Regions from separate parts of the Homo sapiens genome. Here region 2 is linked to region 1. A link is an interaction called in ENCODE POLR2A ChIA-PET data of the cell type or tissue named here. Cell type or tissue: Panc1. All regions are shown on one strand. Links, peaks and the distances in the headings refer to the core of each region. The heading gives the core; the rest is flanking DNA.

Region 1 (2,805 bases), core at 247-2,746:
CATTTACGTTAAACTTACCTTAGTATAACACATAAAATAATCAAATAATTAAACCAAACACTATGAAAGAATAAGTGGCTGATTCAAAAAACAAACGAACAAAAAAAAAAAAGCTGAATGCAGCGCAAGTGGAGCATTCATATTCTTCTGACAAATTCACAAGCAGCCTTTATTTTAACACATGAGCCACACAATTGCACATGAGGATGCCATTATTGTATTTAATAAGTATTTACAAGTTTAATACAAAGCTAAAGAGTTACATAACATGGGAGCTAAGGAAGCAAATGGCATATGTCCACACTCCAGAAAACTTCTTAAATTTGGTTTTTGGCTAAAGCAAAAGCTCAAAGAACGAAGGGTTTGCAAAGCAGATTCAGCATACAGGAGCCAGAAACAGTGGATATTTTGGCGCATGCTTGGATCAGGTGACAGTACAGACTGAAAACTATGGCAGCTCACTGAAATGGTTACAAGAAAGTAATGGCCCTAGATTCTAGGTGAAAGCAAGGCAAGCATACAGTAGGGAGCACTTAATCACAAACTGGTAATTATATTAACAATTATCTACAACTGTAAGCAAGAGACTAAAGGAAAAATTTTTGGCTACTAAATTTAGGGGGCATTTAATTAAAACAAAATTAAGATTAATTTGTTTAACAGTAAAGAAAAGTTAAATTTATCTCCAAAGCTTATTTTATACTCATGCCAGACATGACCTAGAGAATCTTCAAGCAGTAATTATGATTCAGCCTATCCTATTACCAATAAAAATTCAGAGATATCACAGTATTTAATCCCTATAATAGAATGTTTAAGGTTTAAAAACTGATAACTACAGTCTTATAGGAATGTATTGTGTTTTCCTATAAGAAACACACTAATGAATTGGAATTATTTTATTCATCCTAAAAAGTACAAAATTGAGGATACTATACTAACATAAATGCAAACAGAGTCTAGCTTAAAATTTTGTGGCAACTATGTATGTGACACATGAAATGATACAATTTAGTTATCTGAAGGATATACAGCTGAGATGTGAGGTCATTTAATAAACATTAAATAAACATTTCAAAGATGTTAAGAAACAAACCTCTTCACCTTAAACACATTTCTTCTGATAATCTACAGAATTATTTACAATTATAAAAGTTATTATTTTAGGAAAATTTAAAATTTAATTATATACAAATTAATATATTTTTATATACAAATTATATATTTTATATATAAGTTTAATATACAAGTTATATTTTATACTATTTTATGTTTTTCTTCTGTGGGTCAAAACTCTTTGTAGATAATATCGCAAATCTTTTAATATATCCTTTTAATTGCAGGCATGAACTGAGCACTAAATCAATCCTCACTGATGTCTCTTTTAGGGGTAATGTCAGCACACTTAGGTTGACATCAGAATTCATTAATTTTTACTACGTTACATTCCTAGAGCATGGCCACAGCTCGATATCTTGCCATCTTTTTAACATTTTGTTTCTGAAGTGCAGGTGAAACTGGTAAAATTCTAAAACGGCAGTTTATATATCAGAAAATAACAATGTGAACAACTCAACATAATATGCTCTTATTAAACTCAACCTCTTTGAGATTTTAGGCTATCATACACTTGGCAATTAAGAAATACCAACTACCTGAAATGTTAAGTTCAGTTCATTTTTATATAGCTCTGGGAGAGAATAACTCTGCCTTGCAGATTCTTTTAATACGGTTAGAAGAAAAAAGAAATTATTCTAATGTTTTAAAGCAGAGTGACTATAGTTACCAACACTGTACTGTATATGTCAAAACAGCTACCCGAGAGAACTTGAAATGTTCCCAACACTTAGAAATCATAAATACTCAAGGTGATGGATACTCCAAATACCCTGATTTGATCATTATTCTATGCATGTAACAAAATAAAACATGTACCCCATAAATACAAACAAATATTGTTTAAAAATAAAAATTATTTTTAAAATGGACAGTTATTCAATCTAATTTATAAATCAACAAAAGGAGATAAAATGTTAGGTTGGATCAAATAAAGGTTAATACAATGATAATCTATCATGTTAACGGACAGTATAAAAAGCTATATTCCCAAATACCTGAAAGTAACATTCCAACTGCTAACCTCTTGAAGAAGATAAATTTCCCCTAATGAAAAAGAAATTAGAGAGTTCAGGTTCAAAGGAGTATATAATCTCAAACTGGGTGGGGATCAGTAGACTAGGAAGAAGATTCTCATTATAGAGGAAGTCATGTGCAAATACAGAGCAAACGTCAAGACCTAGTCATTTGTGATGTTAGGATGAAACTAAGATATAATCCATGTTTGACCAAACTGGAGTCTTTACTATCTGTAAATTTAGAAAGTCAAATGTGCAATCTACTCCATAATTGTGAAATTTCACTACATACACGCATGCACACACATACACACACACACACACACACACACACACACACACAATGTAACTGGATTTTCATTACTCTAAAATTACTGGTAATATAGAAAAGCTCACATATCACGCATGCTGTATTTATGCCATCTTGCATCTTGAACTCTTATTTATCTACTTCCTGAAAACCTTATTAAAATACTGAAAACCAAAAGCTGTATAAGTACTTTAGGTATAGTTTGCACATCTGCTCATAAGTATCTCTCAGGGAAAATGATAATTGCTGAGATTATCAGTAAAATTAAAGTTCCAAGAGAGCCTACCACCTATCTCCATTTAACTAATACACACATATGCACACACCAAAATAGTGTAAGAATTACCCTAGACTGGGTGT
Region 2 (2,805 bases), core at 129-2,628, 86 kb after region 1:
TTTGCATGTTATATGTATTATACAATGTATTCTTACAATAAAGTAAGATAGAGAAAAAAATGAAGAAAATCATAAGAAAGAGAAAATATGTTTACTATGTATAATATTAAGTAGAAGTTGATCATCATTAAAGTCTTCAACTTGGTTGTGTTCACATTGAGTAAGGAGTAGGTGGAAGAGGAGGGGTTGGTCTTGCTGTCTTAGAGGTGGCAGAAGTGGAAGAAAATCCATATATAATTGGACCTGGGAAGTTTAAGCCTATGTTGCTCAATCGTATAATGTAAAAACACATAATTTGTAGCAATAGACACTTTCATTCCTAAGATTTTTTAGATCTGTCATAATTTGCTGATAGGAATGAAATTTTCTAATTTTAAATATTTTTCTAATCTTTCTTACATTCCACTTCCACATAATTGTGACTACAGAGTTATATCTTACTGTTCCATTGCATTTGTCCAGAATAAAATTTCAAATTAATTTCCCCCATAGCTACATGTGAAACGGAGGTAAATTAATAGCACTGAATCAACACACAAATAGTAGCACTTAAGATGAAGGAGGCAAAGATAAATTCTACTGTGTCACCTGGTATGGATTAAGGAATAAGATTTATCTGAGAAATAAAAAATGAAGGGTCAGGCTGGGCATGGTGGCTCATGCCTGTAATCCCAGCATTTTGGGAGGCCAAGGCAGCCAGATCACTTGAGGTCAGGAGTTCGAGACCAGCCTGGCCAACATGGTGAAACCGCATCTCTACTAAAAATACAAAAAAATTAGCCGGGCGTGGTGGTGCACACCTGTAGTGCCAGTTACTTGGGAGGCTGAGGCAGGAGAATGACTTGAGCCTAGGAGGCAGAGGTTGCAGTGAGCCAAGATCACACCACTGTACCCCAGGCTGGACAACAGATCAAGACTGTCAAAAAAAAAAGAAGGATCAGCAAAAAGAGACATATATAAACTTTAGGCCCCAGAAAATCCTAGATCCACTCCTTCCTGAAGATCTTGGGGCCCATGGGAAATTGTAACCTTCCTGCTAGGGAATAAGAAACCACCAGCTTGTGGATAGCTAAGTTCATTGCATCCCTATCCACTGGGAGAGGGAGCTGTTAATTGTCTGAGAAGCCTACAGTGAGTTCTCTGGGTCACTTTTGGACAATTCTTGAAGTGCAATACTGAAAAATGAAAAAAAAAAACAAACCCTCTCTCTTTAGCAGTGTATTACTTAAAATGCTTAAACACTCAAATTAAATTTTAGAATTGTAAATTTTAGCTATTAAATTAAATAGAAAAACAAGGCCAAAGAACACACACACACACATACACACACACACACACACACACACACACACACACACACGATAGTATTGTATTCCTTTTCAATGAAAGCTGTTGTCAAAGGCATTTGAACCAGAGTGACTCCATCTTGAATAAGGGCTGGGTAACATGAGGCTGAGACCTACTGGGCAGCATTCCCAGGTTAGGCATTCTTAGTCAATAGGATATGTACAGTTAAGGAAACAAGTTAATAATGTTTACCGAACAGACTCAGGACTTAACAGACACAGAAAATAACAAACTTGGGAAATGTCCTGAGTCCCATATCTTAAGAACAAAAGCATTCTTAGTTTAATATATTACTGCAGAAGACAGTAGTTACACAAAGATTAACAATCCGTTGTTACACGCCCTTGTAGGACAGCACATCTCCCCATTGGTGTGTTCCCCATTTTTTTCTTTTTATATTATATATAAACAAGCCTCTACCTAAGGTGGATGTGTTCCTCCTCTTGCTTTGTCTGCTCTTGAATGCCCTGCTCTGTCTATGTAGTAACCATTCTTACTATTCCTTTACTTCTTAATAAACTCACTTTCACTTTACTCTGGACTCGCCCTGAATTCTCTCTTGTGTGAGATCCAAGAACACTCTCTTAGGGTCTGGATCGAGATCCCTTTTCGGTAACACTGCACTGTTACTTAACACTGATGAGCTTGATTCGTTTTTGTCAAGGACAATATTTTGATGTTCTTGAGAATGACTTAGGGAAATATTACTTGAGGTTATTAAATTCATATTTGATTTATTAATGTTACAAATTCAAAAACCTATTCCTTCTTAAGCTTTTAAGTTATGAATCAAATTATTAATTTATAAATCTGACAAATTTTAACAGTTACTTTTATGAGGACTTTGATTTACATTTGGTTTCATTTACAATTTTAGTTAAATGTTTAAATTGTCCATTTGACAAAATTTCCCAAGAATGTATATGACTTATAAATCTGGCAAATTAAATATGTATACATATTAATATTGAATCTCAACTTATTTTAGGGGTTAAAATACCGTTTATAAAATTAATAACATTGCCTTATACCTTTCAACTTGAAATTGCAAGTCTGAATAAATGAGACATTTTATATTGGAATCATAAAAGTAATCTGTAAGATATTAAATATACCAAACTTCTTAAAACATAAAATGGTAAAATATATCAACAACAAACAACTTATTCTCAAACCTACTGCAAAAATATTAATACTATGATTTTTGTCTGCTTCATCATCTTACTATTTCTTTTTTTTTTTTTTTGAGATGGAGTCTCACTCTGTCGCCAGGCTGGAGTGCAGTGGCACGATCTCAGCTCACTGCAACCTCTGCCTCCCAGGTTCAAACAATTCTCCTGCCTAAGGCTCCCAAGTGGCTGGGACTATAGGCGAGCACCACCACGCGAAGCTAATTTTTGTATTTTTAGTAGAGACGAGTTTTCATCATGTTGGCCAGGATGGTCTAGATCTCTTGAC

The links. ChIA-PET counts read pairs that join two places held together with the same protein. Peaks named below come from ENCODE experiments on the same cell type or tissue, not always from the same donor. Only the 100,000 strongest peaks of a DNase experiment are listed, where the experiment ranks them.
Region 2: POLR2A ChIA-PET joins it to region 1 with 5 read pairs; 2 of 35 experiments call an interaction of 5 or more read pairs at or near these places.

The regions. Positions count from the first base shown.
Region 1 is chr12:22,495,465-22,498,269 of GRCh38, forward strand. All of the region lies in intron 10 of C2CD5 (C2 calcium dependent domain containing 5), which reads right to left. Among named protein-coding and RNA genes, the nearest start is that of C2CD5, 48 kb to the right of the region's middle. In Panc1, for the core only: no CTCF peak of the experiment used is centred there; no DNase peak of the experiment used is centred there.
Region 2 is chr12:22,582,072-22,584,876 of GRCh38, forward strand. All of the region lies in intron 1 of C2CD5-AS1 (C2CD5 antisense RNA 1), which reads left to right. Among named protein-coding and RNA genes, the nearest start is that of C2CD5-AS1, 5.2 kb to the left of the region's middle. RefSeq lists silencers at 1,390-1,590, 1,830-2,030. In Panc1, for the core only: no CTCF peak of the experiment used is centred there; a DNase peak (open chromatin) is centred at 1,670.